Regions from separate parts of the Homo sapiens genome. Here region 1 is linked to region 2. Evidence: read pairs that join two places in POLR2A ChIA-PET (ENCODE). Cell type or tissue: PC-9. All regions are shown on one strand. Links, peaks and the distances in the headings refer to the core of each region. The heading gives the core; the rest is flanking DNA.

Region 1 (15,165 bases), core at 4,019-12,018, 51 kb after region 2:
CTGGGGGCGGAAGATTTTGCCCAGGCTCGGGCTGAGGGACCCTCCCGCCACTCTGCCGGGTTCACGTTCCTTAAGAAAAGCCTGGCAGGCGTGGCACTGGCCCTGGAGCGGGGAGGTGGAGACACGAGGGGATGGCACCAGGCTTGGCTCCCAGACTCCGGGAGCGTCTCCAGGGAAAGATAAACGCCTTTATCCGTCCCACAGCCTCTTCCCAAGGAGGGAGGTACCGTCACACCCACACTGAAACACCGTGGAGCCTAGTTCACCCGGGAATCAACTCCAATTTGTCTCCGGCCAAACTAAGTTCCAAAGAGTCTCCGCGCCTGGGGGACCCCTGTGTCCCTCGGGTGAGCGACAGATCCTCGAAGCCTGACCCATGATGAGACACGCTCTCTCATCACCCCCTGGACCTTCCACAGGGACTGAGGGTCACCCAAAGCTGTGAAGGGGTCTTCCTTTCAGCGCCCCCTAAAGCTCAAGCCAGCTTCAGATGTATATGGGGGTACAGGCGGCGACTGACCTCTAGGATCTTGTCCAGGCCCTCCTGACCCAGGCACGGGAACTCCTTGAGCAGATGCAGCTTCTGTGTGTAGTAGTTTTTCTTGGCCTCCTTCCAGTGTGGCTCCTCCAGCACTTCGAAGATCGCCGCCCCGATGGCCAGGTAGAAGATGATGGCCGAGGTGAGCAGAGGGCCCCGGTCCACCATGGCTCCCGAGCGGCCGCCTCCTAGAGAAAGCCTCTCCTAGCCCCAGCTGCTACCAGTCCGCCCGCCCTCCAGCCTCTGAAAACAGCTGTTTGAATTTGGAGCTCCGCATGCGCAGTGCCCGGTACTCACCCCCCGCAAGCACCGCTCCCCGGACAGAGTTGCTTGGCCAAGTTGGCCCACGGAGTGCGGGGAGCTGCGTGGGGCCCCACTCACGCGGCCCGGGGTGGGCGAACACCAGCGGGGCTGAAAGGGCGCCCTGGACCGCGGATGCGTAAGGAGCGGGAAGAACACAGGACTTGACTCTGGGCAGACACGTGGGCCGCTTCTCCACGCGTCGCTCCTCCGCGCGCCACTAGCAGTATGCGCCGCGCCCGCCTCCGCACGCCTCTTTAACCAGCGCCCGGCGCGCTCTGCCCCCTTGCTCCGGGCTCCGACCGGGGAGGAGCCCAGGCGGGCCCCGCCCCTTCCCCGCACAAGCAGCCCGGCGAGCGCAGGAGTGAGCGCGAGGTGAGCGCTAGAAGAGGCTTGGCGCTCCCCGCGCTCCCAGGGTCAGCCGCCAGGGGAGGCTGCGCCGCCCGCCCAGACCTGCACGCCCTGCGGTGCCCGAGGGGTTGCGGTCTCAGGGACTCGTGTTTGTTATTAGGACTGGCGTGTTAACTAAAATGATTGTGACTGAGGTCAGGAGTTTATTGCTTTTGTTATTTTTATTGTAATTCCATTTTCATTTACTGATGTTTCTTCCAAAAAAGTCTAATGCTCAGTCTCTCCGTGTCTCTCTTCCACACACTTTCTTGTAAGCCTGAGGAAGGGGGTTAGAACGGGGCTGAAGAAGCTGTAGGGAATCAGAGGACATCAGGAACTAATCCAGCCACCCACGCGTGATTCCTCCCCCTCACCCCGTTCTCACCTACCCGGGTGAGAACCCTGCATCTGGAAGGAGTGGGCAGCTCAATTCGTGGCACCCCTGTGCGCCCCCCCAATACACAGTATCTCTACGGGAAACACTTGGCCTCTTTTCTTTTTTTCTTTTCTCTTTTCTTTTCTCTTCTCCTTTCCTCTCCTTTCCTCTTTTCTTTCAGACGGAGTCTCACTCTGTCGCCAGGCTGGAGTGCAGTGGCACTATCTCGGCTCACTGCAACCCCCGCCTCCCGAGTTCAAGCAGTTCTTCTGCCTCAGCCTCTCAAGAAGCTGGGACTACAGGCGCACGCCATCACGCCCAGCTAATTTTTGTATTTTTAGTAGAGACGGGGTTTCACCGTGTTGGCCAGGCTGGTCTCAATTCCTGACCTCAGGTGATCCGCCCGCCTCAGCCTCCCAAAGTGCTGGGATTACAGGCGTGAGCCACCGCGCCCGGCCCACTTTCATACATATGCTCCAGCTGATTTAAAATTCCACCCCCGCCACCTTATCTCCCTCGTTGGCTTTATGTCCTTCCTAGTACTAAATTCCCTCTGCTATATTATATAACTTTATTTATTGTTTACTCTGTATTGTGCCCTCTCCCCGCCACACACACACAGACACACACACACACACACACACACACACACACACACGGAAATGTCTGCTGGGGAGATGGAGAATCTGTCTTGTGTAATGATGTATCCACAGTGCTTGTTACATACATAGCAGACACTCAATAACCATGTGTGCAATGAAGGAGTGAATGAATTTGTTAAAAACAGGTGCCCAGGATGTTTCTAACTCGCCTTGCTGCCATTCTCTGAGCTCTTGTAAACCCCAGGAAGTACTGAATCCCTTCCATGCATCATAAGCAGGCCCTGTCATTCGACCCACTTTGCAGTGAGGAAAAAAGCTCAGTGGGTTAGTTTGTTCAGTCTTTCAACCAGCACCAGTCAGAAGTTGGAGGGGGAACCTCCTTTCAGTGCTCTGTACCAGGGGCTGGCCCTGCCCTTCTCTGGCCTCTGTAGGGGCAGGTACTGGAGTGGCCAGAGTCCCTGAGCACTGTCCCCTGGCCAAGGCCTTTTCTTTCCATCGAGAAGAAGGGGAGTCATTTCTCACCTCCTACCCACCCTGTACCCAGGCTGTGGCCTGAACCCCAAGGTGTCAAGAGACACTTTACTTGGGGAGGGGGGTATCTGTACTATCTCCAAATCTGGCTGGAATGGAGGGGTTAGGGATACAGTTGGAAGCATTGATCTGATTTTGCTGATGTTTCTGTCTCTCCTTATGGCAACATGAGCGTGTCCAGAGAAGAAGACCAGAGCAGGAAGCTGGGGAGCCCCAGATTTCCTGATACTGCATCCCTGAGGTGTGCAGTGCCAGTCCCCTCAGGACCCCCCTGGCCAAGGATCATCCTGGACAAGGCCCTGGGGGTGCTTCTCTGTAGACAACCCACTCCCAGCACCAGGCCTCTCACCCAACCCAACATATCCATCTTCTCTAAGCCTTGCTGACCTCCTGCCTACCCTGTCCCCCAGGCTGTGGCCTGAACCCTAGCTCTGCAGTCTCATTCTCCAGCCCTCCAGCTGGGATGGAAACCAAGCATGGGTTCCGGATCCCCCCTCTCTGGATGGAGTTCACCCTGTTTGTGAAGAGTTCAGGGCTGCAGTGTGAACGCTTCAGTGAGCATGGGGTGGGGGCAGTTTGAGAGGCCACAGGCCCTCTCTTTGTTTGGAAAATTCCCTACCATTCCTCTCCCACCTCCGGTCTGTGTTCTCTTCCTAAGAAAATAAAGGGCCTCTTCCTATTTCGGTCTCACAGCCTCATGAAAATGCTGAACACTTTGAGATGAATTGATTTTTATTCGAGGCCTCTGTATGTTGTAGTTTCTTTGTCCTTCCACTCTGTTTCTGCATTTCCTGTCCCCTTCTTCCTTCTTGCTCTCCATGTGGTGCTGACTGACTCCTCATCCTCTCCTTCTGTCGCCGCATCCTTTGCTTTCCTGTATTTTTCCAAAGCTCCTTCCCCAGCTCTTCATTCTCCCTCCTCCTGCCTCTCTCCTTTGTCTCCATCCCAGTTGAATGTGCTTCCCCTCCCCCAACTTCCCCTCCCCTCCCCATCTCCCCACTCCCCTCTCCAACTCCCCTGCCCCAGCCAGATAGTTGGATCAACTTGACCTTCTGTAGATCAGGGGCACACACCTGCTCTCTGCACAGCAGCCAGTGGGGGCTTTTATAAAATGTAAACTGTGCTGAAACTATCGAATATTTAGACAACACGAGCCTTAAGATTGGAAAAGGGAAAAGTGGGTAAATGGGAATGAGGTGATGTGAGATATATATTTTCCTACAGGGCTGATAAATAAATCCATTCCAATAGCATACGTGTAGTTCTTAGTATTATGATTATTGATCAGGGTTGATAATAATTTCAGAGTGCAACCTTTTGGAAGGCAATCAGCTCTGAGGAATGTAAACCAACAATAAAATTCTAGGCCCCTCCCAAGCAAGCAAATGGACCCTTCCTCTTGACCAAGGGCATTCTCAAGTAAACACAAAACACTAGTTCAGGCCATGATGGAATGGGTGGTTGGACATGGCTCCTTTTTTTTTTTTTGAGAGGGCGTCGCACTCTGTCACCCAGGCTGGAGTGCAGTGGCACAATCTCAACCCACTGCAACCTCTGCCTCCTGGGTTCAAGCAATTCTCATGTCTCGGCCTCCCAAGTAGCTGGGACTACAGGCATGAGCCACCACGCCCGGCTAATTTTTTGTATATTTAATAGAGATGGGGTTTCACCATGCTGGCCAGGCTGGCCTCAAACTCCTGACATCAACTGATCTGCCCACCTTGGCCTCCCATAGCACTGGGATTACAGGTGTGATCCAAAGCGCCCAGCCGACATGCCTCCTTATAACTTCCTCCCTTTGGAATTCAGGCACAGCTGACCAGCATTAATATTAAAACAGAGACCTTAAGGCACAACCTGGCCAACATGGTGAAACCCTGTCTCTACTAAAACTACAAAAATTAGCTGGGCGTAGTGGCTTATGTCTGTAATCGCAGCTACTCAGCAGGCTGAGGCATTAGAATTGCTTGAACCCGGGAGGCAGAGGTTGCAGTGAGCCGAGATGGCACCATTGCACTCCAGCCTGGATGATAGAGACTCCATCTCAATAAAAAAAAAAAACAAAAACCCAAAAAACAGAGACCTTAAGACTGACAGTACAGACTCTTTGTAGCAATAAGAATCATGACAGCAGGCCCTGAGAGAAATCGAAGTATTTTACCCCAAAATATATTCATTTGGCCTATTTTGAAATGCTCCTGCAGGAGCGCTCCCTGCGCTCCCGGGGTCGTCTGGCACCTTTGTAAGTTGGATAACGAACATTTATAATCTATTCTCTCTGAAGCCTGCTACCTGAAGGCTTCACCTGCATAATAAGAACCTTGTCTTTACAACCCCTTATCTTAACCCAGACATTTCCTCCTACGGATTTCAGGTCTTTAGATAAACTCAACCAGCTACCAATCAGAAAATCTTCGAATTCACCTATAACCTAAAATGTATAAAAACAAGCTGTACTCTGATAACGCTGGACACATGTTCTCAAGATCTCCTGGGGCTGTGTCATGGGCCATGGTCACTCATATTTGGCTCAGAATAAATCTCTTCAAATACTCTACAGAGTTTGACTCTTCATCCACAGGATGGAGTTGAGCTTCACCTTGACAGCAACAAATAATGAAACTTCTGCAGGTCTCATCTCCAGAGATTGGCTGAGCCATCAGTTGTTTTGGCCAAGGTCATGCTTCCAGGATCTCTCCATAAAAGGTTCACACCCACCTTTGTTTCTTCCTTATTTCAATTAGGTAAAGGGATTATCCTCTTGGTAAAATGAACACTTGGTAATCCAACACAAATGCTGTTTTTATTTCTGTTTTGTAACATTTTTGTTTACATTGTTTTATATTCTGTTTAAGAATTTTAGGCCGGGCGCGGTGGCTCACGCCTGTAATCCCAGCACCTTGGGAGGCCGAGGCGGGCGGATCACGAGGTCAGGAGATCGAGACCATCCTGGCTAACATGGTGAAACCCCGTCTCTACTAAAAATACAAAAAATTAGCCGGGCGTGGTGGCGGGCGCCTGTAGTCCCAGCTACTCGGGAGGCTGAGGCAGGAGAATGGCAGGAACCCGGGAGGCGGAGCTTGCAGTGAGCCGAGATAGTGCCACTGCAGTCTGGCCTGGGCGAAAGAGTGAGACTTCGTCTCAAAAAAAAAAAAAAAAAAAAGAATTTCAGAGGAAAATAGTCACCCTCTGCAAATCGGATCTGATCAAAGGAGTTATATAAAAAGCCATTAAGAGCGTAAAGTGATTCAATATCATCATTACTTGAAAACCTTATTTCCATAAATAAAAAGCTCTGTAGCTGTCAACTGAAAAGGTCAACAGGTTCTATTTTTATTTTTGTTCTTGTCATATTGCTTAAAAGACAGATGATATGAAATGCCTTATAAAATCACTTACATTATGAAAGATTATCAATTATTTTATAAACTTGCCCTATTTCCAATGGATCATTTGGAAACTTGGGGAAATATCTGTTAAATTTTCTTTTTTTTTCTTTTTGTTTTTTGTTTTCTTTCTGTTGTTGTTTTGTTTTGTTTGAGACACAGTCTCCCTCTGTCGCCCGGGCTGGAGTGCACTAGTGAGATTCAGCTGACTGCAACCTCTGCCTCCTGGGTTCAAGTGATTCTCGTGCCACAGCCTCCTAAGTAGCTGGGACTACAGGCATGCGCCACCACGCCTGGCTAATTTTTGTATTTTCAGTGGAGACAGGCTTTCACCATGTTGACCAGGCTGGTCTTAATTCCTGACCTCAGGTGATCCACCCACCTAAGTCTCCTAAAGTGCTGGGATTACAGACGTGAGCCACTGTGTCCACCGACTTGTTTTCAGAACCTCTGAAAGAAATATATCTTAAATTTTCATGTCTACAAATTCTCCATTTACTCAATTAGAAAGGTTTCTGAGTGGTAAATTTAATGTACATGATAAGGCAAGCTTCACGTTTTATACTAGGAGAAACATCACTGAACAAAATAAATCACAGAGCAGAGCAACAAGGATGTTTTTAAAAAATAGTGAAAATGGTATATGCATACAACGAAGTATTATTCAGTCTTTTTTTTTTTTTTGAGATGGAGTCTCATGAGGTGGCATGATCTCAGCTCAATGCAACCTCCACCTCCCGGGTTCAAGTGATTCTTCTGCCTCAGACTCCTGAGTAGCCGGTATTACAGGCACACGACACCACGCCCAGCTAATTTTTGTATTTTTAGTAGAGATGGGTTTCACCATGTTGGCCAGCCTGGTCTCCAACTCCTGACCTCAAGTGATTCGCCTGCCTTGGCCTCCCAAAATTCTGGGATTACAGGCATGAGCCACCACAACCGGCCTACTCAGTCTTAAGAAAAAAAAAGTGATCCCGTTGCATGCTGCAACATAGATGAACCTTGAGGACATTATACTAAATGAAATAAGCTGGTCACAAAAAGATAAATACTACATGATTCCACTTATCTGCGGTATCTGAAGAAGTCAAACTGTTAGAAACAGAAAGTAGAATGAATGGTGGTGGCCATGGTGGGAGCGGGAGGGGAAAGGGGAGTTGTTCAATGGGCATAAAATTTCAGTTTTGCAAATTGAAAATGTTCTAAAGAGTTACTGCACAACAGTGTGCATACTGATAATATTACTGTACTGTACGCTCAAAATAGCTAAGGGGGTAAATTTTATTATATACTTTTTACCACAATTAAAAGAATAGTGAAATGTAGAATGTGTAAATTCAATGTACGATATTTGAGGTTGCAAGAATTAGCCGGGCATTGAGGAGAGAGATGTGGCTAAGTGGCGATAATTAAGTTAGGTAAATGTTGCCCTGGCAGGGTTTCAGTCACTCTTAATAGCAAAGCTACATATCCTTTGCTCTGAAAGCCCATTATCGAGAAACGTGTCCTTGTAGCTTAAGAGCAGAGCTCAAGCACTAATTCTGAATTATTTACGTTTGAAGATTTCAGATAAGTCTCTGTTGTCATTTCAAAGACTTTTTCTTAAAAAGCGAAATGGTAATATCAGAAATTTATTGCGATTTGCCAACGTCTAAAATTTCTATGGCCAGGAAAAATAATTTAGTAACAAAAGAGGCCCTCATTCTGAACCAATTTAGAGGTCATCCAAAGCTATTCCTTAAACTGGGTCATTTTTAGAGTGACACGGCAGGGTGCGATTTATGGTACCTACCCCTAAACCTTTCTCCCCAACAATCATTGATTCCTGAAATTCCATCATGTGAGAGCCATTTCTCGGTGTTAAACATTGCCCTCTCGCTAAGACCTCTTTTCAGACCGAGAAAGGACTATTGCATTAAGATCTAACATTTTACTTCTGTGGATCCTAGCCTTTATTTGTTTTGGTCACTACTTTGAGAATCTATGACTGTTTCCTCAGAGAAAATGCATCATGCACATACCCACCCAGACTTCTATACAAGTTCTGATGGCTCACAGGAAACCCAACACACACACCACACACACACACTCCACACCTCCACCTCATCCTCCCCTAGGTTGTTCTGGGCTGGAAGACTCTACAGGCACCTTGGGCAGGGAGGTTTGGGGTTATAGCACAGCGCTGATTGATGAGGGAGATAAAAGAGGAAAAGCCAAGTGGAAAGGGTAAGCAAATTGAAGCAACTTAAAAAATTTTGCAATAATAATAAGGTGCTTTTGCCGTGTTCACTATGTGCTAGATATTTAATACACACTACATAAGATAGTGCAGATAAATAAAGCATTTCATCATTTTCATTATCTCATTTAATGGTTGCAATGACACCATGGGGGATGATCAGCCCATTTTACAGATGAGGAAACTGAGTTTCAGAGAGGTGAAGTAACTTGCTCAAGGTACCCAGGGTGACCCGTGCCCAGAGTCCACGGCTGTCCTCACTACCTGAGCATGCTTCCCTCCCCTCATATATATGAGGTCACCACTCCCCTCATATATGAGGTCACCACTCCCCTCTCCCATGGCCTCCTCCAGCTTCCCTGAAGTCTTCTGGTTTCCTTCTGTGCTGAGAATCCTCCACCTGCTGGCCCACCCTCTCCCACCCATTGTGGGGTGGCTGGGCATGCCCAGCAGCCCTTTGGGAATACCTCCCTTGTCTTTCTGTCCTGTGGTGAGCAGCTTCCTGGGTTGCTTGGGGTAGCTCTTTTGGAGATTGCAACCTCTCCCTGCTGGTCTCTTCCAGCTCAGTTCCTTTGCTGGTCACCCTTAATAAAGACAGGATCTTTGAGGATAAGAAGAAATGGTCAGTGGGGACAATTGCACTTGGCATGTAGGGATGACAATGCCATGCTGACCCTGCCAATGTCTTTGGGCAACCATTTACAATGCCTCATATTCATACTTTTTTTTTTTTTTTAATGTGATAGAGTCTTGCTCTGTTGCCCAGGCTGGAGTGCAGTGGTGCGATCTCAGCTCACTGCAACCTCTGCCTCCCGGGTTCAAGTGATTCTCTTGCCTCAACCTCCTGAGTAGCTGGGATTACAGTTGTGAGCCATCATGCCCGGTTAATTTTTGTATTTTTAATAGAGACAGGGTTTCGCCATGTTGGCCAGGCTGGTCTCCAACTCCTGACCTCAAGTGATCTGCCCACTTTGGCCTCCCAAAGTGCTGGGATTGCAGGCGTGAGCCACTGTGCCTGGCCAGCACTGCCTTTTAAAACAAATGTAGACAACAAACCAAAGTACTATTAGCAGTACCCGAGACTCTCTCACCAACAGATATCACAGTTCTTTTCCTATCCCATGAACATGGTGGCAGATAGTTCAAAATTTTGTCTCAAAATTATGTCAGTTAGGAGACCCACCGCTGTAACTTATCATATGAGGTGTTTATTAAAAAGTGCATATGTCTTTGGAGGCTGAGGCACTAGAATCAGTTGAACCCGGGAGACAGAGGTTGCAGTGAGCCAAGATAGTGCTACTGCACTCCAGCCTGGGGGACAGAGAGATATTCTGTCTCAAAAAAAAAAGCTCATATATTACTATTTGCAAATTTTATTTTATTTATTTTGAGATGCAGTTTCGCTCTTGTTGCCCAGGCTGGAGTGCAATGGTGCGATCTCGACTCACCGCAACCTCCACCTCCCGGGTTCAAGCAATTCCTCCTGCCTCAGCCTCCCGAGTAGCTGGGATGACAGGTGCCCGCCACTTGCCCAGCTAATTTTTGTATTTTTAGTAGAGATGGGGTTTCACCACATTGGCCAGGCTGGTCTCAGACTCCTGACCTCAAGTGATTGGCCCACCTTGGCCTCCCAAAGTGTTGGGATTATAGGCATGAGCCACCACACCCGGTCACAAATTTTATTTTTAAGAAATATATTGATCATTGTTTTTTAACATACTTGATTGCCTTTATAATACATTATATACATATGTGTATACATATGTATAGTACATTATATACATATGTGAGTACATATATACGTGTGTGTGTGTATATATATATATATATTTTTTTTTGAGGCAGCATCTCACTTTGTCGCCCAGGCTGGAGTGCAGGAGTATTATATCAGCTCACTGTAACCTCCCCCTCCCAGGTACAAGCAATTCTCGTGCCTCAGCCTCCCGAGTAGCTGGGACTACAGGCAACCACTACCATGCCTGGCTAATTTTTTTTTGTAATTTTAGTAGAGATGGGGTTTTGTCATCTTGGCCAGGCTGGTCTCGAACTTTTGGCCTCAACTGATCTGCCCACCTCAGCCTCCCAAAGCACTGGGATTACAGGCGTGAGCCACCGCACCCAGCTCAGTATATTTTATTTTATACATTTAAAACATCACCCTAGGGGCTAGGCATGGTGGCCATGCCTGTAATCCCAGCAGTTTAGGAGGCTGAGGAGGGCAGATCACTTGAGGTCAGGAGTTGGAGACCAGCCTGGTCAACATGGAGAAAGCCCTTCTCTACTAAAAATACAAAAATTACTCGGTGTGGTGGCGCATGCCTGTAATCCCAGCTACTTGGGAGGCTGAGTCACAAAAACCGCTTGAACCCGGGAAGTGGAGGTTGCAGTGAACCGAGATCGTGTCACTGCCTTCCAGCCTGGGTGACAGTGAGGCTCCATCTCAAAAATAAAATAAAACATCATCATAGGAAGAAGTCCACAGGCTTCACCAGGCTACCAGAGGGGTGCACGCAACAAAAATAAGCTTATGCATTCTGCCCAGGTTTTAAGTAGGCAAGTAATCTGATTGTTGTAGCACTTCCAAGAATTCACAAAGGCAGCTCGTCCTTCAGGAGGTGGTAGCAATAGTTCAGGGGCGAGATGACGGGGACCAGAAGGAAGGTAGGAGCAGTAGCAGTGGGAAGCAGGGACGATTCAGGAGATGTTAGGGGAGTTAGCAGCTTTGTGATCTAGGGCCCTGCCCCTGTCTTCAGAGCCCTGCTACTTTATGCTGCTGTCTGCAGAACCTGCTGCATTCTGGAGTTGGCACCAATACTAATCTGCCTTTCCTACCCCATTGCCTGAACACTTTGCTCCCACATGGAGCCCCTCCCCCAGCCTGCCTCCCCTGACCTCCCTTGCCGCCTGGCTGCATTAAGCAGCTCCAGCAGGCCTCATACAGACCCACTGTTTAATGCCTATGGCATCCTCATCTGGCCTGGATCTGGCTGCTCCTGAGGGACACCAAGATCCCAGAGACAATTGGCCACTTGTCCACTGAATGGGAGAGGGGCCTGAGGATTGGTTGGGAGGCGGGTGGGGAAGGGAGGAGGATGAGGAGAATGCCAAGGGGAAGGAGCAACCAGGATTCCTGGGATTTCTGCCTCCCGAGCCAATGTCCAAGAAGGAGCTGGGCAATAAACAGAACTTGAACACACACGGGACTTTGGCCATGCAGTCCTAAGACGTGTTCTGGAGTGACAGCTCACAAGGCACTGGGGATCCACTGGCTTGGAGTCCCCTGTGTTATTATGGGGCCCATGACACTTAAGTTACTATTGATCTAACGTTATGAGCGCCTTCCTCCTCAAACCAGCCACCTTAATGTTATCCTTCTGTCAGGGACCCAAGCTGGCCCAGCCTGGAAAAAAACCACTGATTCATGTCCAGCTGAAGGACATTACTGAAGGTGAAGATATTGGGGTGGATGGTCTTCCTCTTCCCTCCCACTGTTTTTTACTAGTCTGGGCAAGGAAGGGACCAGTTATAAAGTGATACCATGATCTGAGTCACTGTTACTGCCTGCTTCTTCAATGCCAGGCATTGAGCTCAGCACTTTATAATGTTACTGCATTTAACCTCACGACTAGCCTCTATGCAGGCCTTGTAATCATCCGCATTTTGCATGTGAGGAAACAGGTTCAGAGGGGGTAAGTAGCTTGCCCTACCTAGTGTGCATGGAAGCCAGAACTGAGACCCAGGCTGGTTTGATGGCACTTAGACAGGGTGAGGCCCCAGGGAACTTTACTCCTCAAGCACCCAACCCATACCCCTCCGGAGCCAGGCTTTTACCTGCTGGGGCATGACAGAGCTGGCCCTGCTGCTGATTCTAAAACTATAAAACCTAAGGCACAGGAAAGCCCAGATGAGGTCCTCTTCATTTGCCAAGACTGACTTCCTATACAGGGTGGAGGACTGTCAATGCTCAGAGGTGGTAGAGAGAAAGGGCCTATGGACCACGGCTGCCTCTTTCTCCACCAGGGGAGGAAGTCTTCCCTGGAGGAACAGGAAGATGTTGTACCCACCTGAGCCTCCAACCTGCTCTCCCATCTCCAGCTGGTGCCAGAGTGCTATAAGCCCCTGACAGACTCACATCCTAGGCAGTGGCTGTCAGTGGCTGGCAACATCCCCAGAGGAGGGACAAGGCAGACTTTATGCACTCCCAAAAGGAAGTATTCAGTGCCACCCTTGCCAACAGTTGAACTTGAACCCCACCGAGCCTCTAGACCCAACAGCCCATTCCTAGAAAATTCAGGGGCCAGAGGAGTACGTTAAACAACACCACAGGAATGTAATCAACAAAATGGAGGTCAAACAACCTGGTTTCTTGTTTTTGTTTTTGGTTTGGGTTTTTTTGTTTGTTTGTTTTTGTTTTTGTTTTTTTGAGATGGCATCTCACTCTGTCTACAGGCTGGAGTGCAGTGGCATGATCTCGGCTCACTGCAACCTCTACCTCCCAGGTTCTAGTGTTTCTCCTGCCTCAGCCTCCCGAGTAGCTCACACCACGACACCCAGCTAATTTTTGTATTTTTAGTAGAGACAAGGTTTCACTTTAACAAATATATAACAGGAAAAAAAAGAAAAAAGAGGAGGGAAGGGAGAAAGATTGTGCAGAAAACTATAGATGATGGCTGGACACAGTGGCTCACACCTGTAATCCTAGCATTTTGGGAAGCCGAGGCAAGTGGATCACGAGGTCAAGAGTTCAAGACCAGTCTGGCCAACATGGTGAAAGGTGATCTCGGCTCACTGCAACCTCCGCCTCCCAGGTTCAAGCAATTCTCCTGCCTCAGCCTCCTGAGTAGCTGGGATTACAGGCTCATGCCACCACTCCTTGCTAATTTTTGTATTTTTAGTAGAGATGGGGTTTCACCATGTTGGTCAGACTGGTCTTGAACTCCTGACCTCGTGATCCGCACGCCTCTGCCTCCCAAAGTGCTGGGATTACAGATACGAGCCACCTCACCTGGCCTAATTTTTTATTTGTAGAGACAGGGTCTCACTGTGTTGCCCAGTATTGTGGAGTTTTTTAAAAATTGATTTTAGAGATTCAATAAAATGCTTGTCAAGTCTGTGTTTAGGATAAAGTCCTAAATTTGTACTATGGCTTCCAAATCCAACCCCTGCCATCTTTGTGGCCACATCTCCAGCCCTCCCCTCAGTACCCCCACCGCCTCTGCTCCCGCCCCACAGCTCTTCATGCCAGGGCCACATTATGACCTTCTTGGACCTCAGGCACTTTTGCCTTCACAGGTCCCTTTCTCTATAAATTATAGTTTATAATGTATAAACTATAATTATAGTTTATAAGTGTGTTACTATAAAGACGAGTACATCATTATTATATATTAAAGCATTTTCTTTTATTTAAAAGTTCATTCTTTTCCTTGTGAAATTCAAAGATTTTCATGGGCTCCTTTTGTTACGGTAGGCCCGGACATGTATCTGCTGTCTCCCCAGACACTCTCCCATCTACCCCCTTCAGCTTAGTAAGCTCCACTCCCCCATGCAGAAGCCTTCCCTGACTTCCCCAAGGGCCCTGACCCCAGCATATGCCCTCCTGACCCTTCCTCCCTTGTGCTTCATGAGAAATATCACAGGTAAGAATCACATATTAATGTGGGTGATTATTTGCTTGACATCTGTCTTCTCCACTGAGTTGTCCGTCTCTGCACCCCCAGCATTTAGCCCAGGCCTGGCATAATTTGCTGACTGTAGTTAGCAACAAGGTGTTGTATGCTAGAAAATTGCAAAGAGAGTAGATTGAAGTGTTCTCACCACAAATAAATGACAAGCATATGAAGTAATGCCTATGTTAATTAGCTTGACTTAGCCATTCCACTATATACATTTTTCAAAGCATCATGTTGTATGCCATAAATATGTACAATTATATTTGTCGGTTAAAAATAAAAAAAGCAAGCCAGGTGCGGTTGCTCACACCTGTAATCCCAGCACTTTGGGAGGCCAAGGCAGGTGGATCACCTGAGGTCAGGAGTTCGAGACCAGCCTGCCCAACATGGTGAAACCCCGTCTCTACTAAAAATACAAAAATTAGCCAGGCATGGTGGCAGGCACCTGTAATCCCAGCTACTTGGGAGGCTGAGAGCAGGAGAATTGCTTGAACCCAGGAGGTGGAGGTTACAGTGAGCCGAGATCGCGCCACTGCACTCCAGCCTGAGCGACAGAGCACGACTCCATTTCAAAAAATGAAAAATAAGTAAAAACCAAACACTGCAGAGAAGCATTCTTTCTAGACAGGTACTAAAAGAAAGACCCTACTGACTATAAGTTCTTTGAAGCATGGTCTATGTCTAGCTTGCTCTCCGTAGTATCCCATCAACATCGTTGACACAATGTTGACTGACTGAATGGTGATCCTGGGGGCCTGGAGATGGAGGCTGGGGACAGCAGGGAGAGCTGGAAGGAGATTGCTGCCTTGCCCTGGTGACAGACAGAGGAAGGCACTTCATAGTCAGCATGAGGTGAGGAGTTAGGGTCCTTTTAGGGGTAGGATTACCAGGCCTCAGAGAGAAAGAATTCGTCTTATCTGGACAACCGGGCAGATTGCAAAGTAAGGAATAAGGCAAGGAGAGGAGAGTGGGCAGCAAAGATAATGAGCTCATCTAGGGCTTTTTCAGTGTGTGGTGTTCTTAGCACACCTGGGTGAAGAAGCCTAAAGGGCAGTGTGGACGAGGGGTCAGGAATTCAGGAATCTAAAAGGGCGGATTTGGGTGTCTCAGCACCCGGATGGTGGTTGTCCT
Region 2 (15,165 bases), core at 4,713-12,712:
TAGGCCCAGAAAGGAGCAAAGGGCACGAGCTTCTGGATTGAAGGGGAGCTCTAAGGACCCACATGGTGAATGGAAAAATATACCAACCAATGCACTGGAAATAAAGAGATTCTAAAGAATTTACAGAGAGAGAGAGAGACAAAAAAACAAAAACAAAAACAAAAAAACCCCAGCCATATCTGAAGGCCCAAGGATTAGCATGTCACTGAACTTCTCCACAGCCATAAAGGAAGCTGGAGGACAAAGGAAAAACTCAAAATTTTGAAGAAAAAAATTTCAAGCCTAGATTTAGATACCCAGCCAAACTATCAATCAAGCTTGAGGGTAGAATAAAGTTTTTTTTAGGCATACAAGGTCTCAAAAATTTTACCTTCCTTTCACCATTTCTCAGGAAATGATTGAAGGAAGCATTTCACTAAACAAGGAAGTAAACAAGAAAAGACAGATGGCATTGGATTCAAAAAACAAGGGCTCCAATGTAGGATGAAGGCAAACGGAATTCCCAATTAATGGGGAAGCAATGCTTCAGGGTAGTAGGTATGCAGCACGCCTAGAGAGCAACCATCCAGCCAGGAGCAGAAAGATGGTCAACCCTGGAAGATACGTTGGCAAGAACAAACAAATGGGACTAATAGGTAACCTGTTTGAAAGGAGCTTTATAGCGATAGCAGGGAGTTTGGGAGTTATTTGTGCTAGGAACATACAAAACCAAGCAAAGAAAGAAAAAACACGGAAAGCAAAATGTCATGTAAGAAAGAAAGTGCAACTTAAGTACCTTATGTAATATTTATGCATTCATAATAATGTAAACACCAAATTGAGATTTAAGCATAAATTGAGATCTTGCTATATTGGGAGGATAGGCAAAGGATGTGTGTTGGAGTGGAGAGGGGCTAATCCTCATCTTTTGTTGTAGAAAGAGAATCCATACTAACTAAGTGGGACAAGAAAAATAATCATGCGATAAGAAAAAACAGTCAGATGATATTTAGAAAAATAAAAAGAAATAACTTGAAAGTCCAAAAGAGGTCGCCTCTGGGGACTGGGGTTGGGGAAGGGTGAGGCAGGCAACTGCTGTTTTCCATTGTAATCCAGGTAGTATTATTCGACTTTCTGAAGGTATTTTTATATATCATTTTGCTAAAAATAAAAGTTGAGTTAAAAGATAAAAAGAAAACCTAGGTCATTCACAGCAAGGCAAGTGACTGACCAGAATTAGGGGTCATTTCAGATGTCACAGCCTGTCAGCTGCCTACGTCAGCTCCTCCGGACATGGCTGGAGGGAGCCTTTTTGGAGAAACATTATCCTGCCTTGCATTGTCCCCATGACTCATAGGTTCCCATTGTTTCCGTACCCCCACCGCTCTCCCACCACAGGGATGTGTGTGCGCTGAGGTGGGGAGGGGGCAGAAGGAACTTTCTTGTACTCTTTGTTTACTGCACTGCTCCACTCCCATCCCCAGGAATACAGGCTTCCTTGCCAGGGACCAAGTGTCAGGCATGGGGCACCGGGTGCCAAGAAGGAGAAAAAACAATCTTAAAATACCGCTCTCACCACTCATTGTGGAAATTCGGAATCACATGGTTGGGCTGGGCCTTTGAGATCAACTTGTCAACATTTCCATAGGTAGACACCTACGCTTTGCCTGAGCAGTTTCAATGACTGGGAATTCAATACCTCAGTGGGATGTTGTTGGATATTGGGGGCAAAGTGAGGAGCACAGCAGGGTCTTTTGCACCTACAGGCTTTTTCATGTTGCCTGTGCCTAGATGGGTCAAGGCTCTTTGAGTGCCAAGGAACCTACTAGTTATAAAAGGTGAAGGTCAATGTTAAGATACAAATCTCAGGAGAACCAAGGCTGGCCTGGCTCCTGTCTCTTCCTCTCTTGCCACGTGCTAAGGTTTGATTGATGGTCTCCACTCCAAAGTTCATGTTGAAACTTAATCCTCAGCGCAACACTATTAAGAGGTATGGACTTTGGGAGGTGATTAAGTGGGGCAGTATGTACATTATCGTCATTCCTTCCCTCCTGGGAATGGGTGACTCCTTGAAGTTCAGGGAGAACTATGACTGGACAGCTGTCACTTTCCAAGTCAGATCTGGACAATTTAGTTCCCTCTCTCTCCTGCTCCCTTAGGGAAACTTCAGGCAGCCACATATCTGGGATTTACCAGGGATTCGGCTTAATAGGAATAACCTCTTACATTCCTGTAGTGCTTTCCAATCCTTTGTCTCTGTCAATCTTCCCAAAATCTAGTGAAGGAGAAATATGTATTCCTGGTTTGTAGGTGAAAATCTGGCTGCTCATTGACTTGCTGAGGTCACAGGGCTATTGAGTAGGGGGATCTCATGCCAGATTTCAGACCCTCAAGCCGCATCCCTGCTGTAGGGCAGTCCTCCAGCCTCCAGGCTCCCACACTGGCGGTAAGTATCAAAAGAGTTAGAGAATCCAGCTTGGTCCATTTCTAAGGAAGAACCACTCTGAGATTCCTCCTTAACTGGTAGTGTTCCTCCTTCCTTCAGTGTCTTTTTGGTTTTGAGAAAACTCTTCATTTTGGTCCAACTGGAGCTCCCCAGTACCCCCTCGACTAAGAACAGAATGTTATAGCTGAAGGGAATTCATTCCTTCAAGGAGCATCTATTGAGCACCTCTTGCAGGCTAAGCACCACTTTAGCCATTGAATTATTAGCAAAAATCTAATGATTCACCTTTAATCCAATGGTCCTCAACCCTGGTTGCATATTTGAATCAACTGGGTTTTTTTTTAAGTGTGTCATTTAGACCCCATTCCAGCCAATGAAACCACAATCTTTGCAGGAGTAGGGGTGGGGGTGTGGTTGGGTTTCAGCATTTTATTTTAAAACTCTCTAGATGATTCTGATGTTCTCCCAGGGCTGAGAACCTTTGATCTAGTTGAAATGTGGCCTCCATCATGTTACAGAGGATACTGAGGCCCATAGAGGGGCAATGCCGTCCCCAAAGTCACAAGTCTAGGCCTAGTTCCCCTGCCTTCAAACTCTCAGTGCTGTTTCTGAAGATACTTGGTAAATATTTGTTGAAGGCATCCATGAATGAATGTGGAGTGGGAGGGAGAGAAGATGGTGAGTGTGGTAGATATATTTGAGATGCTTTCCCTACCCACAATCCCTGCTGAAGACGGGCCAGCCTAGGTGGCTGTCTTTGAACTATGTGACCCACCTTGGCAAAGCTAACTAGGAGAGGAAACCTGAAACAAGATAGACCAATGAGAGGGCCTGGGAAGGTATTTGAAATGAGGTGCCATCGCTCTCACCCTTGAGGTACGTTAGAATCCCCATTTTTCCAATGAAGAAATAGAGGCTCGGGTAGGTGAAGTGACTTGCCTGAGTCATGCAGCTAGGAAAGGGCCAAGCCTGGAATTTGAGGCAGTTCCAAGAACAACCCCTCCCCTCCCCTCTCACCGGGAAGATGGGACAGACACCCATAAAACATCTAGAGAACAAGTTAGCAGCCGCAAATGTGAAGTTACCTGCCAGGCAGAGAAGAGCAGACAAGAAAATCTGGGAGGGCGAGGACTACCAAGTGAATCTTTCTAGACGGTTAGTGTAGAATCAGGCCACCCAGTAGAGGAGACACTTGAAGAAAAGACTTCTTATGCATATCTTGGGGTGCCTCTCCTGGACAGTAGGTCAGGGTCTCTGGGGCTGAGAGTTGGGGATGATACAGTGAGGACACTTTCCACAGTGACCACTTTCACGAGCTCAAGGAAAGAAGAGAGTGTGTGATCAGGATACAGCAGGAAATCTCAAGGAAACCTAGGAGAGGGCCCAGCATCCCCTTGAAAGTCCTGGCACTGAAAGGTGTCTCCCCTGTGGCCTCCAATCCATCGCCAAGTTTGTGCCCAGACTGTGGGCTGCTCCCTGCCAGGAACGGAGTGCAGCAGGAATAGCAAGGCAGGTCAATTCCCAGGAGACATGTCTGAGACGCCTTTGGCTCTAGGACTCCCCAGCAGCCTTGCCTAACTTTCCTTAGCCTGCGTGGCAGTCTAGACTGCTTCCACCTAAGCTTCAACCTTCATAGGCACTGGGATAGAACTTGCATGGTGGTCAGACAGCGTTCCCAGCCTCTCATAGGTGTTTCCCTCAATGCAGTCCTCTCTGGTTTAATCCAGTCATGGCATCTGCTTCTTGGAGAACCTGAACTAGTAACGCACTGCAGTTCTGTGTGGGTCATTAAGGATCCCTGATTCCAACCCTTCACAATGCCTTCCTCCACCTCCTACCACAAACACAGACACAGACACACACACACACACACACACACACACACACACACACACACATGAGTATGAGAGTGGAAGAGAACAAAAGAAAGAGGAACCTTTTCCCGGGGTCCCCTTGTACAGTGCCAGGCACAGAGCCTGTCAAAAAGTAAGTGCTCAATTAAGAGCCATAATTGTTAGAGGGAGAGCACCACATGTGGCTCAAATGCCCGGAGCAGGCCTGATGGTCTGCAGGATGATGCCTGCCCTGATGGGACGGGGCTGTACTACGACTGGCTTGTGGGGTGAGACCGAGGGGCCCTGGACCTCTGTAGTAGCCACTTCTGACTGGGGCCATGGACATCCTGTGTGGAGTCATCCCTTCCTCTTCACTCGAGGGCAGGGAATTTCTAGAAGACCTTAGATTCCCTTCTGTGTTCCCTCCTTGCCTCAGTCACAGTATCCTATGTGTCAGGCTGTGTGTTTCTGCTCAGTGATATGATCTTTGCAAAGCCTTAGTCTGAATCTGACACACTCAATAGCTTTCATCCAGTTGCCAGGACCTAGTCTTTGCTGAGAGGGTCTCCCCTTTAACTATAAAGAGACCCAGGACATAGAGACTTGTCTGAAGCTGCAGTGCAGTTCAGCAGAGGGCAAGACAGCTCCTGGACTAGGCCCTCGGCAGTCTCAGAACTCCAGCTGAAGGCAGAAGTCCCTTTAAGCCTCCAGTTTGGACCATGACCCAAGAGCTTCTATGTACATTTAGGGGGCAAGTACACATAGACTGCTCACTCATCACCCCTGCAGTTAGCTCCTATGGGCCTTGAATCTTCATCCCTAATCAGCAATGGTCTGAGGCGCTCGAGGGAGTGCAAGTGACAACTTCACGAATTACATTCTCCCTGAAATCCAGAGACTGCTTCTTCCTTTCCAGGATGGACAAAACCTCACTCTCCCCTGCCCTTCCCAGCCTGCAAATCATTCCAGAGGTCAGTGCAGTGATGTGCTGATGAATGTTTAACATCTGGTTCTCTGGAGAGCAGAGATCCCTAATTGGTAGTGTTTGCCCATTTCCACGGTGTAAATGCTTGTCCTATGGGCAATTTTTAGCTACCAATATGGTGTCACAAAACGTCAAGTTGGAAAGAGAAACACAATAGCATATCTACAGGTATTTGCATATACCTGTAGAAGATGAAAAATCACCTCAAAAGCATGAATAATAGTAAGATGCAAAATAGCTAGGAAGTGATGAATTTTACATACTTATGACCTTTGTTCTTAATACCATCTAATTGCATATTTATATAATTTAATTTTTTAATTTTTTTTAGTAGTGGCTGTGGTTTAACAACCAGCTTGCAAAATTTCCAAAAAGTTAACCACCAGCTCCCGTGAGCTGGTATAAAAGGGCTCCAGGCCACTGGGTCAGAAAATTTCCCCTGGAGTGAACTGTTGAGGGTGGGAATCTGAGCTGATAGAAAGAGGCAGGTGTCTGGCTGCTCCAGGCCTGACTGCCAGGTAGCTGTTCATTTGCCCTCAGTCACCAGCATCAGGTGTTCTAGGCAACCTTCGAGAGACTCAACAAATACAGGTCATCTGAGTTAAATAATGTGTGATGTCAACACCTAAAACGCAGCAGCTCAGCTGGCCAGAGCTGCAGGTGAAGGAATCAAAGAAGGAGGAGGAAATTTTACATTATTGATGTCAACACAGATTTCAATGCAGAATGAAAACAGGTGGGGATGGATTGGCAGGGATGTGGGAAGCTTGGAGAGACCTGACCTTTGTTTGAGATCTCCAGCCAGGTGTTCCCAGAACCTGGGTATTTCTGGGCTTTACCCCAGAGCTTCTGAATCAGAATCTTCCCAAGGTGGAGCCCAGGAATCCCCTGATGATTCTTGGGTAGTCCCTGCAGGGTTGGTTGGTCCACCTCACTGGTCTTGGAGATGAGGAGGGCAGACTCTGGGGAGTGGCTGGAGCTGCAGCCAGGACACCCTCTCTGTACACTCTTGTCCTTGAGCAGGAGAGTTTTGCCCTGGCCGGCTTACACTGTAGTTAATAGCACAGGCCCTGGATCCTTAAGTTAGAACCCAGACTCCACCTCTAGCTGTTGTATAATCACTGTGAGCCTCAGCTTCCAAACTGGGTAATAACACTGTTGTGGGATTACGTGAGATCATATGCATAAAGTATCCTGGGCAGTGCCTATAAGCATCCTGTCAATGATGGATATGGCCATTAAGGTCGTGCAGCTGGATAGTAGCAGAACCCAGGCTCTTTAAACATAGCAGGGAGAACTAGAGACCCTAAAGTAGAATGGGCTTTGATATCTGGAAGGTACGAACTTTGATGTTGCATAAGGAAAAGAGCCCCGGGTGAAGAGTTAGAAGACCCAGTGACAGTTGGTCTCAGCTCTGCCAATTATTGTGTTCGAGGGCAAAGAGTTTTAGCCTCCAGGTAGGAGATACTATTTGTGCCAGGTGGCCCAATCCCTCAGCCCACTTGGCATTTCACCGCTGCTGTAGTGCCACCTCAGGGTGCCCAGGTGTCTCTCTACCTTTCTACCTCCAAGCTTTCTCCAAAGCCCGGCAAAGGTCACATAGCTCAGGGCAAGCCCAGCCAGTGTTCCAATTATCTATTGCTGTGTAACAAACCACTCCCAGGCTTTCAGGATTATGAAAACAATCATTTATTTTGCTCATGATTCTGCAATCTGCGGGCTGGCTGGGCTCCACTCTGTATGGCATCAGCTGGGCCTGCAGTGTTCAAGATGGAATCTCAGTGGGGCCAATTCTCTCTCCATGTGCCATCTCCATGGGCGAGTTTGGGCTTCTTCACAGTGTGGGTCTCAAGGTACTTGGATTTCTTACATTGCAGCTGGCTTCCGCCAGAGCACCAAAGTGGAAGCTGCCAGGCCTTAACATGTGGGTTCGGCCAGGTGCAGTGGCTCACACCTGTAATCCCAATACTTTGGGAGGCCAAGGTGGGTGGATCATGAGGTCATGAGGTCAGGAGATCAAGAGCATCCTGGCTAACATGGTGAAACCCCGTCTCTACTAAAAATACAAAAATTAGCTGGGCATGGTGGTGGGTGCCTGTAGTCCCAGCTACTCGGGAGGCTGAGGCAGAATGGTGTGAACCCGGGAGGCGGAGCTTGCAGTGAGCCGAGATCGTGCCATTGCACAACAGCCTGGGCACTCCAGCCTGGGCAAAAAACAAACAAAAAAACAAAACACACACACACACCCACACACACACACACGGGTTCAGAAATCACAGGAATCACTGCCATATTCCATTGACTAAAACAGTCCTGGGGGCAGCCCACATTCAAAGGGAATAGACTCTGCTTCCTGTTGGGGAGTGGCCAGTTCATTTTGCAGATGAGAATGTGAGTGGGGAGATATTGTCGCAGTCATCTTTTGATAATACCGCCTGTTGCATCCACATGTATGAAAGGAGGGTGGGGATGAATTTCCCTGGGGCCATCCTTAACCAACAAGGGTGGAATTGGTGGATAAATGGTCCCTGTCCTTCAGATGGACAAATCTGAGGTGTATTCTACAGGTTTTTCAGGGGAGGTCTAGTGGGATTAAGCCCCAGTTGCCCACAGTTGAAACAGCTCTAAAATGAACATGTATGACCTTTTCCTCTTTCCCCATGTTTACCTCTACATCCCTTTCTGCTACTTCTTCTGACCATCTCCCAGTTCTAGCCTTAGGCCTTGTTTTCCTGGAAAATCAAACCAAAACATTTATTACCTCATTTGGAAAAGGCCCTTAAATTGAGGCCTGTAAAATATTGCACCTGGCTCCCTGCTGTTGCGTAATCCCACCCAGGAATGGGTGTGAAAGGGCTTTATGAACTGAGAGGCTGGGCCCGGTGTGCAGGGTTGCTGGGAGCAGAGGTAATCCTGAGGGAACCGTGGGGACTGGGGAGCTGCTGGGTTGGGAGGCCCAGCTCCCGGAATCACCTGGGAACAGTAAGAGGTGAAGATGGGGAGATGGGGCAAGTGGAAAAGGGGGTGCCAATGACAGTGCTCCCTGGGGTGGGGAGAAATAAGGTGTGCTTTATTCCAGTACTGCCCTGCAGATTCAAGTGACTTGGCACAAGATAAGGTGACTCACCAGGCCAACTCAGCCTGCCACAAGGGCCCTCAAGATCATCCACCTGGCCTTGTGGGGACTCGCCCTTCTGGAACAAGCCTTGCCCCCTGATTTGGCCTCTGCCCCAGGAAGAGAGGGACTGAATTACCAGTAGGAGGGGCCAGGCCTCTAGTTCATTTACCCTCCATTTAGTAAACATGGAAAAGCTGGGCCCCTCTCCACACTGGGCTCCCAGGAATCTGAAGGTGGACAAGCTACTCCCTGTGCCCTTTAGCGGCTCCCAGTCAGGGGAGGAGGCATAAGACCAGGAGGCAGGGAGCTGGAACAACATCAGAACAGCTCGGTGGGAGAGAGGCAGCTTACTGAGGAAGGGGCTCTGGAACACAGAGGAGGAGCACCTGGCCCAGAATCCGGGAGGGCTACAGGTAATTGTGGAAGTCTTCCCAGAGAAGGTGATATCCATATCTAATCCCACTAGGTCTCAGGACTTACCCAGGAGAGAGAGAGGAAGGGCATCAGGGCAGAGGAAACAGCAACGGCAAAGTGGCTGGAGCCCAGAGAGGTGGGAAAGGAGAGGAGGCTGAAGAGAGAGGTGGGGCGGGGGGGAGGGGGTGGAAGAGCAATGGGGAGCCCCTGAGGAGTTTAAAACAGAAAAGAAATGGGTCAGGTTTGAGTTTAGGTTGCTGGCTACAGTAATGGCCAGGTAGAAAGGGAGTCAGTATTAGAGGCAGGGAGACCAGCAGATGGGGCTCATTCATTCATTCAACAAATATCTGTGGACCCCCTACCAGGTGCCAGGCCCTACGCTGTTGTGGGAGATCCAGGTGAGGGGCCAGGTGGCCTGGACCCTGGTGATGGGGCCATGATGGATAGACGGGACAGAGATCTTAGGGAGGGGTTTTCACTGTGAAATACATCCTGACAATTCACGAGTTGTCATTGGTTCCTGGACCAGTTGTGCATGAATTTGGAAACCGGGAACCTGTTATTTCAAGAATGGAGAGATGAATGGCAGAGCTGAGACCAAACCTCAGGGGCCTCATTTCTGGAGGCCCCACCCAGAGCTGTGCAGCCCAGCTTGCCTGTCCCTCCCCACCACTCTACCCCAGACTTATGAGAGCTTCAGATGCAATGGTGGCTGCTGATTACCTTGCCTGGCTCTTTCCAGTCAGGAGGTGAAACCCAAACATCCTGGTTTCTCTTCATCACCTCTGGCAGGGAGCTAAATGTCTCCTCCAGGATCATGCAGGAGATAAGAAGCCCAGCTGGGACCCTGAGGGTCTTTCTGTGCTCTCCTCCTTGTCAGATTAGACTCCTTGAAGGGAGACGCTGTCTCTCACCTCCATCAGACTCTGGGTTCTCTGAAGATGTCTCCCCTGTCAGATCAGAAACTTAGAGGGTAGAATGAGGAATGAGAATGCAAGTCAGGGAAGCTGCTTTGCTGCCAGTTAATAGTTGTTTCAGCTTGGAAAAAATCCTATATTTGCCTCAATTTCCTCATTGTAAAATGAGGATAATGATACATAGGTGCTCAGTAAACATTAGTGGAACAAATAATGGAGAGCCCAGGTGGTGCTGGTGGAGAGCAGGTGCTGGTTTACTAGGACAGCGGAGAAGCCTGCTGGGAATGGAGCCCTGGGGCCTATGAAAGGAGGAGTGCTGCCTCCACGAGGACCCCAGCAAGTCGCCAGATCTCACCAATCCAATTATCTCTGCCTTGCATTAGAAATACAGCAATGACGGCCGGGCACGGTGGCTCACGCCTGTAATCCCAGCACTTTGGGAGGCCGAGGTGGGCGGATCACCTGAGGTCAGGTGTTCAAGACTAGCCTGGCTAACATAGTGAAACCCTGTCTCTATTGAAAAATACAAAATTTAGCTGGGCGTGGTGGCTCACACTTGTAGTCCCAGCTACTCGGGAGCTAAGGCAGGAGAATCACTTGAACCGGGAGGTGGAGGTTGCAGTGAGCTGAGATCATGCCACTGCACTCCAGCCTGGGGAAGAGTGAAACTCGGTCTCAAAAAACAACAACAAAACATCAATGACTTCAACAGAAGGATTTCCCTGCTAGTGTTATCTCCAGTGACTTCCCACCCATCTGCCACTCCTCCGCCACTCGCCAGCCTCCTCCACCGGCCCCACTCCCATCCACCCTATAGCTCCCCGGACTGTGATGGAATGTTCCCCATGCCTCCACATGGTACCCCTCCCCTGCTCATGACCCCTGGGGAACTTGAGGCCTCCTGGGCCCCACCCTTTGCTCTAGCTGCTGCCCTACCTCCCATCTCTTACTCAGAAAGCTCCAGACTAACCCTGGCCACAGTGACCCAAGGCCACACCTCCACCCAATCTTGGGTCTGTGCTTTATCATCTGTGAACACAGTTCTGCAAAACTGTGCCTCAGTCCAGCTGGGTGCCCTTAGGAAGTCATGCTCCCCAAGCTCTCGTCTCAACTGTAGATGGGCCAAATAACCTGGGCTATGTTTGTCAATGGGGTTTGTGAACAGGCCAAGTGCTGAATAAAGGTGGGGCTTACAGTGTTATGGAACTGTTATTGCCTTGAGGCTGAATGTGATTAAAGCAAAACCGGAGAACCTTGGACCTGTGTGTGATGGCAGGAGAGGGGTCGGGGGGAGCAGAAAGAGGGCAAGAGGGAGTGATGTTGGCAGAGGGAGGGATGGTGTCGTTGCAGAATTGGCTGGTAAATACATATAATCCTTTGTAAACACATCCATGCCCTCATGAAAAATGTGGTTCACTCCGGAAATCATACTTTTTTTTTTTTTTCCAATGAACTCAGAAATCATCCTTTCTGGTGCTGAGCCCTGAAATGGTCATAGAAGGGGCCAGTCCCCAAACAGCTGAAGCCTGACAAAGCCTCCCTTTAGACAGATGGAGACAGATGCCCGGCTGAGCCTGGCTCCATTCTTCCTTCACATTCTTTCCAGTCCACAGTGCCCACGCTCAGGCTCTACATTTCCTGCCCACCCCTTGAGTTGAGAAGGCTTGAGCTTCGCTCAAGTTCTCTGGTCCACCTACCTGGAGACAGGAGCCCTTTCCAGAGATGTTGGGTGTGCCACAAAACCACAGGTAGTCTTTTTCATCTCATCACAGTGGTAGAGGGGACAGGAGCTGGGCTGCCTGGGTTTGAATCTAGTCTCACCATTTTTACTGAGATTTTGCACAAGGCAACTTCTCTGTGCCTGTTTCCTCGTCTATAAAATGGAGATGTACTGATGCCCTCTCAGGGTTCTTGCCAGGTCAAATGAGTCCACTCACGTATTATTCAGTGCAAGCATTTAGTGCCTGACAAAGTGGTGAGTGACATGCGTTTGCCATGATCACCCCGCCTCTCCCCTTGCTCCTCCCACTCCTTCCTGATTCTCAAACCTCTACTGCAATGTTCCTCCCGCGTCCTTACCTCCCCACAGAGGCCTGCCTCTCCCCGCTCTCTTCATCTCTTTTCATTCTTTTCTCCCCTCCAGACCATCCAATCCTCTTATCAGTCTGTCCTGAGTCCTCTCTATCTTCTGTGGATGCGCCCAGGCTCCCCTGCTGCTCAGAGGCCAGAAGCCAACCCCTCTCTAACCTGACCCACACACAGCACACACCAAGCTGGCCTGTCCACCTCATGTTTTATTGTAAAAATGTTAAAATAAATTACATTTGACATCGTTGCCAGTATGTACATACAGTGTGCGCGATGCCAGGACAACCAGCAACAACATGGTTCATTAAAACATTTCACAGAAAAATACGAGGCTGCTCCTTTTCAGGCCCCTGCTGGGTGGCGGCCTCTGCAAACGGCTAGAGAAGTGGGGGTGTGGGCACGTGCCCATCACTGTCTTCACATGTTGGGGAGGTGGGCTCTGGCCCCACTGCCCCACAGTAGTGGGGCAGAAGGCAGAGAGTGAACGGAGCTGAGCGGCTCTGATGACTTGCTTCCTGCCCGGCCTCCAGTCACCCGCAGTGGATGCCCCTTCCTGCTTTTGCTCACCTCAGTGTCCCCTTCTCCACCTCTGCTTGGGGACATGGCCCTTGACATCATGGCCTTGGATGAGGTCACCGAAAAAGGCCCAATTGAGTTGCAGGGCAGGAGGGCAGACACTAGATCTCCCAATCCTTGGGACCCTGCTCTTTAACCACTGGCTCTGAAGCCAACAACAGATTCCAGGTATATAAAAACAGCAGTTTGTTTAAAAAATAAAACAAAAAATAACAAAAACATTCAGGACACAGTGGGCCAGCCCCAGGGTGAACATCATGGAGAACCCAAGAACTCTAGTAGCAGCAAGTTCTGCCCACCCCTCACCAGAGAGTCCACCAACAGTTTCACATTATCTTTTGCTCCCCAGCCCAAATCCTTTCCTTTCTTAAACACACACGAGTGCACAGGTGTGCGTGTGCACACACGCACTGTGCACACACACGTGCACATCAAACACTAGCTAGAGAAAGGAGCTTGATTCACATATCTGACCATCACCCATTTGTGGGCCAAGAGCAATTTGGCCTCACCCTGCCTGGCCCAAGGGGGCTGGTGGGAGGGGAAGGCGGGCAGTGAGGTCCTTGTTCAGGGCACAGGGAAGGAGAAGACAGCAGGATTGGGAGTGCAGGTCCTGGGGCCAGCGGGCAGGGTGTGCAGTTCTCAGGCGGGCAGGAGGGGTAAGGGCAGAACCAGCCAGAGCTGAGCCTCACTCTTGCAGCTCCCTGGCCACCAGCCCTAGCAGTCCCGGCTTCCAGTAACCCATGCTCTGCTACTCTCCCTCCTACCACTTGGGGGCCCACAGAAAGCCTTGCGTCTGCCACTGCTTGACCTGAGACAGGGAACACAGCTCTGGGCTGGGCCTGAGTAGACCAACAAGGAGGATGAGGACCCCAGGCCCCAGGCCCACATAGGACTTGTTTCCAGGCCCTGTGAGTCAGGACTGTTTGAGACCCTGCCCTCATCTCCTCACTCCCACCTCCAGCAGCCTCCACCCCACTACGGTTTGTAGTAGGTGCCCGACCTGACCGGCAGGCCCACAGCTGGGATGCGGGCGGGCCCTGCTCCTGCTGTGGTACGGAAACACCTGACCCCACGCACAGCGGTACCTCCCCAGACACTTCAGAGCTCCCTCTCCAAATGCCGAGCTCAGTAATACCGGTAAACTTAAACAGCTGAGGCCCCAGACCTCAGAGAACCGTGTGATACTCCACCAAATGGTGAGACAAAGACCCTGCAGGCAAGGCCTCCTCAGGGTCAGTCCTGCCCACCTGTCCCGCCAGCCAGCATGTCTTTGCATTGTGAGATACACCAGCCAAGCTCAGGACAGATGCCCCCACAGCCAGGGTATGGTTCAGCTGGAGAACAGAGGCCCTGTCCCGGGCATACATCTAGCTGAGGATGATGGAAGGTTAGGAAGGCCCCTGGCCCCCCACTCCCAGTTCCGAGGCTGCCCCCCCACCAGGGGCCAGGCGTCCCGGTCATCTCGGGACACCCTAGGGTGAGGGGGGAAGAGGCCATCAAAGGTGGGGTGGGGAGCCGGCCCTGCCTCATGTGCCCTTGGGGCTGTTAGCCTTGTTGTACTCATTCATCAGCTGTTCGTAAGGCACAGAGAGCTCAGACTCAGTGCTGGTGAAGGTGGACTCGGAGGAGGAGGGGAACTCGCCCATGTTCAGGGGCGCCTTGGCTTCAGCCCCCTGCTGGGGGCTCTCCTCCCCTGCCAAGTTGTCCTCTAGCGAGGACTTGGAGGTCTCCTCGTCTGAGAGGCCAGCCTCCGTGTTCACGAAGGTGATGCTGGCGTCCTGGAAGATGAGTGGGTGGTAGTCCTGGGCGTCCCATGGCTCGCATTCCTCGCTGATGCGGTCCAGCTGGTTCATGAACACCTCGGGGGCAGGGGAGCTGTCTTCAGGGGCCCGTGCCACAGCCTCCTCATCTGGGGACCTTGATACGTGGCCTTTGCTCCTCAGTGTCTGTGACACCTCTTCCAAGGTGGGCACCCGGTTCTTGGAGTAGACTACCAGGGGCACCAGGGAAGGGGGCAGTGCTGGGAGCCCACCGCCTTGAGGCCCCAGCCCTGGGCCCGGGCCCGTCTCCCCACCCCCGCTTGTCTTCATGGCCTTCTTCCCGATCTGCTTGATGAGGTCGTTGTAGGTCTCTTCCTTCTTGGAAAGAAAGCTGAAGATGTTGACGTCCTTGGAGGCTGTGCTCCCCTTCACCTGCAGGGCCTTCCGGGAGTGTGGGGAGCTCTCAAAGGACTCCTTCCGTCGCCGCCGCCGCTTCTTAATGGCTTTGTGGACTTCCACAAACATGCTCACCTTCCAGTTGACAAAAAGGGACAGCCAGGCCAGCCCCAAGTAGATCCAGAGCTCCACGAAGTAGCGGTACAGGGCGTGGTAGTTGGCGCTGGGGTTCACACCTGAGCGGACAGGCAGTCCAGAGGTCAGGAAGAGTTAGCAGGGCCCGGGAAATGTGCAATGGCCAATGCTGTGTGATCTGAGCAGGGGTCAGGCCAGAGCACAGGACGGGGGTGCAGTGGGATAGAAAGGGGCCTGTTCTAGACCCTGGACTATCCCATCTTCCTCAAGGGCTTGGGCCTGCCATCATTCATGACCCCATCCCAGTCTCCAGCCTGTCTCTGAGTCTCGGTTTCCTCAACTAGAAACGTCAAGACAGGCCAGGCATGGTGGCTCACGTCTGCAATCCCAGCACTTTGGGAGGTCAAGGCAGGTGGATCACTTGAGGTCAGGAGTTCGAAACCAGTCTGACCAACATGGTAAAACCCCAGCTCCACTAACAATACAAAAATTAGCCAGGTATGGTGGCGGGCC

Evidence for each region. Peaks named below come from ENCODE experiments on the same cell type or tissue, not always from the same donor. Only the 100,000 strongest peaks of a DNase experiment are listed, where the experiment ranks them.
Region 1: POLR2A ChIA-PET joins it to region 2 with 5 read pairs; 5 of 35 experiments call an interaction of 5 or more read pairs at or near these places.

The regions. Positions count from the first base shown.
Region 1 is chr6:39,228,406-39,243,570 of GRCh38, forward strand. It overlaps KCNK5 (potassium two pore domain channel subfamily K member 5), which reads right to left and starts at 1,070. Exons shown (of 5, transcript NM_003740.4): 1 at 521-1,070. The coding sequence starts at 706. RefSeq lists silencers at 831-910, 1,011-1,360 and an enhancer at 1,648-2,375. In PC-9, for the core only: no CTCF peak of the experiment used is centred there; no DNase peak of the experiment used is centred there.
Region 2 is chr6:39,177,003-39,192,167 of GRCh38, forward strand. KCNK5 (potassium two pore domain channel subfamily K member 5) reads right to left here. Exons shown (of 5, transcript NM_003740.4): 5 at 11,969-14,753. The coding sequence ends at 13,888. Among named protein-coding and RNA genes, the nearest start is that of KCNK5, 45 kb to the right of the region's middle. In PC-9, for the core only: no CTCF peak of the experiment used is centred there; DNase peaks (open chromatin) are centred at 8,069, 8,399 and 10,929; H3K4me3 peaks cover 1,185 bases; H3K27ac peaks cover 5,021 bases.